Regions from separate parts of the Homo sapiens genome. Here region 2 is linked to region 1. The links are chromatin contacts, found by Hi-C or POLR2A ChIA-PET in ENCODE. All regions are on one chromosome and are shown on one strand. The core of a region is the stretch at or near the end of the contact, and the rest is flanking DNA. Distances in the headings are between cores, read along the strand shown. Region 1 has its middle 68 kb from the start of WDR26. Region 2 holds the start of TMEM63A (transmembrane protein 63A).

Evidence for each region. Hi-C counts contacts between places; a loop is a spot of excess contacts on that map. ChIA-PET counts read pairs that join two places held with the same protein, here RNA polymerase II (POLR2A). Pooled maps may share reads with other maps.
Region 2: a loop to region 1 is called in a pooled map, with 2.5 times the contacts of the local background. The contact joins the promoter of TMEM63A here to the enhancer-like site in region 1. A Hi-C loop is called at or near these places in 2 of 50 pooled maps. POLR2A ChIA-PET finds 5 or more read pairs at or near these places in 2 of 52 experiments (HCT116 and HEK293).

Annotation. Positions count from the first base shown.
Region 1 is chr1:224,501,314-224,505,073 of GRCh38, forward strand. It overlaps a transcript of CNIH3 not described here. Among named protein-coding and RNA genes, the nearest start is that of WDR26, 68 kb to the left of the region's middle. Within about 2 kb of position 2,383, at least 35 of the 41 ENCODE cell types and tissues checked have a DNase peak (open chromatin) inside an H3K27ac peak, as active enhancers do.
Region 2 is chr1:225,881,117-225,884,775 of GRCh38, forward strand. It overlaps TMEM63A (transmembrane protein 63A), which reads right to left and starts at 1,264. Exons shown (of 25, transcript NM_014698.3): 1 at 1,188-1,264. RefSeq lists silencers at 673-792, 1,353-1,512 and enhancers at 2,023-2,072, 2,133-2,182.

The DNA.
Region 1 (3,760 bases), core at 1,133-3,632:
TGGGTGAAAGGCACTTTGTAAAGAATTCTTCTCATAATTTTATTTAATCTCATTTAATCTTGACAACAGCACCATGAGGCAGATACTATTATTATTGTATCCAGTTTACAGATGAGGGTCCTGGAGCTTAGAGTGATATAAGCGAATTGCCCAAGGTCACATGCTCAGCAGACAGCAGCATAGGCTTGAACCTATATATATATATATATATATTTTTTTTTTTTAACCCCAGAGTTCATGTTCTTAATCATGATAATGTTTTATACAGAATTTTTTTTTTTTTTGGAGATGGAATCTCGCTCTGTCGCCCAGGCTGGAGTGCAGTGGCGCGATCTCGGCTCACTACAACCTCCGTCTCCCAGGTTCAAGCGATTTTCCTGTCTCAGCCTCTGGAGTAGCTGGGATTACAGGTGCGTGCCACCACGCCCAGCTAATTTTTTGTATTTTAGTAGAGACGGGGTTTTACTGTGTTGCCCAGGCTGGTCTCAAACTCCTGAGCTCAGGCAATCCACCTGCCTCGGCCTCCCAAAGTGCTAGGATTACAGGCGTGAGCCACTGCTTTATACAGAAATTTGTTTGTGACCAGCTACTTTCCTGGAAGAGGGGTCCCTGTTGGAGATGATTCTGTGGTGAGGAGGCTGGAGGAAGGTAGGGTGGAGGGGCAGAGGACCTGGAGGCTTCATGAGCAACTGGAGGGAGGTGCTGAAGAATGTGGGGAGGGCAGGTGAGCAGAGGATCCTCTGGGCCTTGTTCAGAATGGTTTGCCCAGAGGGGTCTTCCCTGAGGATACCACTTGTGGGCAGAACCCAGGAGTGCTGCAGATACGGCTCCCGGAGAGTGAAGCCCTGGTTTTCTTGGGGTCCTCAGAAACAGAGGGAATCAAGTCACTTTACTGGCCCAAGGGAATGGAAATTAGGGGCCGAAACAAACATCTACTGGGATAAAATAAGTGGTGTGAGTGAGATTGCAGCCAGAAATGATCTCTGTGAACGTAGCTGGTCAGCAGAAGTATCTCGTGATAGAGACTCCATGTGGACAGCATGGAGGAAAGAGGAGAAGGGCAGCCTTTGGAGCCGAAAGCCCAGCTCTCCTGAAAGGCACAGCCATGGAGCAAGAGCCGAAAGCCTTTTATTTGGAGGCTGGCCTATTTCTTTATCGCTAAACCCACTTTGCCTGTTTCCAGAGCCTCCTGGCTTGCATGAGCAGAACGAACAGCCTTCCTCCTGGTCTAGGCACTCTTGCACCAGTGTAACCTGCAGCGTGGGGAGGTGGATTGCCATTCCACCTCTAGAGTTAGGGAGGGCGGGGCCCGTGCCAGGGGAATGGAGTCCAGTAATTACTGAGCAACCCCCCTGCTTACATTCCCTGCCGAGTTCTACATAAACAATCAGCTGAAAAGACTGTCCCCTTTTCATAGTTTTCACCGCTGGGTGTTTTCAGAAGCAATTTAAACACTGGCAAACATAAAGGGAAGCTTTTATCCCTTCTCTAACCACTGAAAGGAAGCCGTGGATTTAAACACCATATGAATGGTGGGGAACAGAGCCCAGAGACATAAAAGGTGGAGGGAAGGGTGAGATGTTGAAAGCCTGTGAGTTGACAGGGGGTAGAACACAGGCTAAGGTGATGGGATCGGAGCTTTGGAGGGTGAGGGAGGAGGAGGAGGGAAGAAACAGCTGGGTGCCAACCCCAGAAGGGCAGAAGGAAGGCAAACAGCTCTCCCGGGGAGGGAGGGAGGGAGGGAGGTGGGGGCAGGGGCGGAGGAAACCTGGGAGACTTCTGCACGGATGAAGTCACCACCTTTTTGGGAGGAGGATGAGAAAGAAGATGGCCTTTAGTTTGTATTCAAATCCAATACACTATTTAGAACACAATGTACTAAATGTCATATACAATTTAATTGTGTGTAATTAAAATTCCTATCAGCTAGGGAGAGCCTGAGGCACGGGTGCTGCACTTGCTGAAAGCCAGGACCGCAGAGTGTTCCACATCTCCTTCCCTTGTCGGTCTTTTGGCCCTAATTCCTCTCTGTCTTTTCCTCCCTTGCTTCTGTCTTTGTTCCTCTTGTCTCTGTCACCCTCCCCCCTCTTATTTCCTTCTTCCTCCTGTTTTGACCCCACAGGCAGCCTGGACTCTCACTCTGAAACAGCCAGGTGGCTCCCCTGCAGGAGGAGGGCTGTCGCTGCTGTCTGCAACCCCACCGGGCCTCCCAGAGCCGAGGTGACAGCCTGGGCCTCGGGGAAGCCCGTGTCTCATGGGCGGTTGTCCAGCTGCTCAGGCCTGCACAGGGGCGGGTCCCCTCCTAATCTTATCCTCACACAACCCTGGCAACCGCACAGGGCTGCCTGGTGTTTAGCAAGGGGAGGTGGAGTGTGGTCCTCCCCCAGGAGAGGCAGCAGGCGACTTCCCTATTGAAAACACAGCTGTGGCAAGGGAGATAGACAGGAAACCCGACCCAGCCCTCTGGCAGGGATTGCCGTGGGAGTGCCAACTACTGTGGAATAACAGGCCCAGCCCTGCAGGCTCGGGCACGCTGTGCTGTAGGCCACAGCAACCACAGGCTCTGAGGCCTCTGGCCGCTCCAGGAGGGAGGGGTGCCGGGACAGAGACGCCCTCAGGCCTGGGAAGGCAAACTTGGAGGTGGGGTGGAGGGGACTTGAGGACTGGGTGATAAAACCTGGTTTAGTTATTAGTGGAGTTAAATTATTCATTTCCTTGCTCCCTTTAAGTCTCAGTTTCTTCATCTGAAAAATGGATACAGTACTTGCCCTACTTACTTAAACAGGCTGTTTTGAGGACTGTATGGATGATGCCTTCCCGAGTTAGACCTAGGTTCAAACCTGAAACCCTACTGTTGCCACATGTTAGCTGACCTTGGTCTCTGTTTTCTCACCTGGGAGGGACAAGACTACAACCTACTTCCTAGCACCCTGTTAAGGCTGGAATGAGCTAGTGTAGTGCCTGGTTTATTATAAATTTCTCAGTAAATGTTACCCATTGTCATCATCAAATGGGACAGTTTTGTGCAAGCATTTTGTAAACTATGGTGTGTTCTTTAAAAATGTAGGACATTATTCTTATGCAGACTGGCTGAAATTCTGGGCTCCAAGCGACATTTGGTAAAGGGATTCCTCTTCCAATTTCCTCTCCCCCTAAGAAAGTTCCCCTTTCCTCCTGCGGTCTTCTGGAGGCTTCAGCAGGAGACTGCTCCCATGACCCCCTCCCCTCCCCTCTCCTCCCCTCCTGTACCCACCTGCCTTCCATGTTTCCTCTAGAGCCCAGCTGAATTCCTCCAAGGAGTCATGTGTCACTAGTCCAACCCCACCTTAATCTTTTTCTGGGTTCTCCTGTGACTTAGTTGTAACTGGTCTTTGCATGCCGCTGCTTATAGATTCACACTGCTTGAGTTCAAAGCCCACATCTTAACTCTGTGACCTTGGGGTAAGTAATTTAACCTTGCTAGGCCTCAGTTTTCTTATCTGGGAAATGGGACATTGCAATAGCTATCTCATCAGGCTGTTTAGAGGATCAGATGAGACCCTGTTCCTGAGGTGGTCAGCATGATGCCTGACACATTGTAAGTGCTCAATGGAGGGCAAGTATGGCTTTTATGCCACTGAGTGTTTAATATGAACGTTTTTATTCCCTGACTTGAGTGTAAGCTCTTTATTATTTTCCCTTTCCCTCCCTCCCTCCCTCCCTCCCTCCCTCCCTCCCTCCCTTCCTTCCTTCCTTCCTTCCTTCCTTCCTTTCTTGTGAG
Region 2 (3,659 bases), core at 14-2,513, 1.4 Mb after region 1:
CCTGGACAACTGTTTACCTCCTACCCTGGAGCACAAAGGAAATGACACAGCCCCTGGCTGAAACCAGAGGCAGTGTGGCTCAGGGATTATGTGAGCAGGCTCTGGAGTTAGGGTCTCAGCACCACGCAGTTCAGACAAGCAGCCTAACCACTCTGTGCCTTGGCTTCCTTCGCCAGGAAATGCGAGTGATGACTTTCTCTCACGGAGCTGTTGGGAGGCACAGATCCCAAACAACACCTGTAAAGCACTTAGCCCAGGACCCGGCCCTAGCAAGCAATTAGAAGCTGTCTGCCTTTATTTTAAGTCGCCCCTCCAGCTAATGGGAAACACAAGGGCAGGATCCCACCTGACGTCTTCTCTGTTAGAGCCCAACGAACAGCTAGGAGAGACCTTTGCCCCCACACTAAACAAAGGAGAGGGGCGTGTGAAGGGAAAAGGAGCCTCGGCTTCCGTTCATATCCCCCTTGAAGGCACAGCAGACTTGAGGATGACCTGAGAGGTGTCAAGGGAGGGTCAGTGGGTCCGCCACGCTGTCCACCCCTGCCCTTGAAGAGGACACCACCTGCCTGGGGCTGAATGACCAAGGCCCCTCCAGGGCCTCAGGTAGCTAGTCTTATCAGGTGCTGGAACCTTTGCGGATTTGGTTTCTTAGCAGAGCTCGCCTCACCCTTTCCGCCCCCGCCCTTCCCCCCAGTCCCCGAGTCCCCAGCCTCCCTCCTCAGGACTCCGCCAAGGCTGCAGGAAGTGGTCACCCAGGAACAGCCCGAGGGGTGGCCTCTGCCTTCCTGGCGTCAGGAGAGTCGGACGCTTGGCCCTTTCCCAGCCCGGCCTCGTATAGGGTCCGAGGAGCCCATAGCTGCACTCCTAGTTAGGTGGGAGGTCGGACTCCGCCGACAAATCCCAAAGAGAGGGGTGGGGAAGAAGGAGATACCAGCCCTGAAAGCGAAAAGCCGGAGAGGAAAGTCCTGAAAAGCCGCCAGGAATTCCCAAGGAGCGCAGGGCTGGAATGGAGGCGCTGCCCGGACCCTCTCCTCCCACCCAATCCCGCGTCGTCACCCCCTGCTTGGGGTCGGGGGCTCTGGGGTCTGCGTAGGCTGGGAGCCGTTCCGGAACCGGACACCTGGCGCGCACGTCCCGGGAAAGGCGGAGGGTGCATTGCCCCTCCTCACGCCCCCTGTCCCCTGTACCTGCGGCGGCGGCGTGTCTGGCGGGACCCAGCAGCGCGGGGCGTGTTCCGACCACTTAAAAGTTACAAAGTGAAACTCCGGCGCCTCCTGCACATGCGCAGAGCTGCGGCCACCCCTTTCCCAATTTGGAGTCTTGGCCCGCGGCGGCGCAAGCCTGTACGCAGCTGACTGCGCCTCCCGCGGTGGCCCTCGGCGGTCCTCTGCCCCGGCCTGGCCTCCTGGTCGCCGCTCAGCCCCGCAGCTCCTCCCGGAGGTCTGCAAGCCCCGGACCGGCCAGCTCACGTCCAGGCTCCAAGAAGGGATCCGCCGGGGCGCACCCTCTTCCGTCCCCCGGCACGAGCCCAGTCTCTGGACGCCTCCGGGAGAACTGGGCCAAGCACAGGGTGGTCGCGGCGCAGGGAGAGCATCTGCAAACGTTGGTCCCTGTAGTGCTTTGAATTTCCCCGAAGAGCTCTTAGACCCGCCCCGGGAGAGTGGGGTTGCGGGGGTGGTAGCATGGGGAGCTCAGCAGGATTCAGCCCGCACCTCGGCTCCGGGTAGTCGGGAACCGCGCGGAGCGCCCTGCAAGAGGCCACGGCTCCCCCGCCGCTGTAGAAGGCCGGACCGTGAAAGCCCGGAGGGTCTCCGTTCGGGCAAAAATGTGGGGGCGGGTCGCAGCATTTCCAACGCCCCCTGGGGCTAGTCCATTACTGCTCGAGCCAGGGCCGCCAAGGGCACCTACTCCAGCCCAGGTCCGAGAGCGCGGCATGCCTCCCGGCCGGGAGCCAAATGTTTCCAGGGAGCCGGTGGCCTCCACAACCGGACCGCAAGCTCGCGAGGGCAGGGCCGGCCCGCCGCGCCAGGGACTGCTGGGCGCTGCGCGGGAAGCGAGGCTGGGTTCGGGGAGGACCGCGCGCCCTGGGAATCAAGGAGCAAACCAACCCGTCCGCAGGCCCCTGTTTCCCTATCTGTGAAATGAGTGGTTGGACCAAAGCTTCCTCTCAGGTCCCTTCCAGCACCCCTCTCTGAGCTCTGAGCAGTCCTCACCCCACATGCATGCCTTTGCAGGTTCTCCGACCTCCCTTCCATTTCTGAGCTTTCATCTTTTTCTGTAACGGCATAAAAATATCCTCCTTATGGCCGGGCGCGGTGGCTCATGCCTGTAATACCAGCACTTTGGGAGGCCGAGGTGGGCGGATCACCTTAGGTCTGGAGTTCGAGACCAGCCTGACCCGCATGGAGAAACCCCGTCTCTACTAAAAATACAAAATTAGCCGGGTGTGGTGGCACATGCCTGTAATCCCAGCTACTAGGGAGTCTGAGGCAGGAGAATCGCTTGAACCTGGGAGGCGGAGGTTGCGGTGAGCTGAGATTTCACCATTGAACTCCAGCCTGGGCAACAAGAGCGAAACTCTGTCTCAAAAAAAAAAAAAAAAAAAAAAAAATTCCTCCTTACCTCCCTGTCCCTGATTCTAGCGCCAGTCTGTGGCTGTCCAGGAGTGGGGTGGGGAGGGTCTCTTCCTGCCTCTCTCAGTTCTTTTCTGTCCCATCTGTCTTTCCCCTTCTCTCCCCAAAGCTCTAGCCACTAGTTATTTTCCAGGGTTTTTCCTCTATGCCCCCCGCCAGTATCATCTCTGCCCTTGTCCCTCCATAGCTGCGCCTGGCCATCCCCCCTCCCTGCTCTCTTACCTCCACATCTGACGGTCTGCAGAGTCCTGGGTGTGGCCCCTGGACTCCCCGTTGGCTCCTTAGACTGTCCCTGTCCAATCTTTCTTCCACTCCCCACTCCCGCACCTGCCTGTCCTCCTTCCTTCCTCAATGAATGGTGCCCCCACCTGTCTGGTCTGTGCCATGGGTCCAGGCAAGTGCAAGGTTCCGGTCTTGGTAATTAGAATGCTGGAGCCACTGACAAAGATTTCAGAGAGAGAAAGGATTTCTAAATTTGTTCTTGAGTAGGTTAAGGTTATTTCAAAATCAAGAGAAGGCCTTGATGGATCGATATGTGAGTTGAGATAGCCACAGCCTTTGTTATGTCAGTTGTGTGAAGTGCTTGTAAAATCACTATTTTATTTTTTAATTTTTAATTAATTATTTACTTATTGAGACACAGTCTCACTCTGTCGCCCAGGCTGTAGTACAGTGGTGTGATCTCAGCTCACTGCAACCTCCACCTCCTGGCTTCAAGCGATTCTCCTGCCTCAGCCTCCCAAGTAGCTGGGATTATAGGCATGTGCCACCACACCCGGCTAATTTTGTACTTTTAGTAGAGACGGGGTTTCTCTATGTTGGTCAGGCTGGTCTCAAACTCCCAACCTCAGGTGATCCTCAGGATTATAGACGTGAGCCACCGCGCCCAGCTGCACAGCTCTTACAGCTATAAATTCCAGATCCTCTGAAGCTTTATTTTCTTCTCTAAGTATAGATGATAATTTTGATCACAGATTTTATTTTGATGCAAGTAGGATTGGAATAAAGCCCAGTCACTATGCCCAG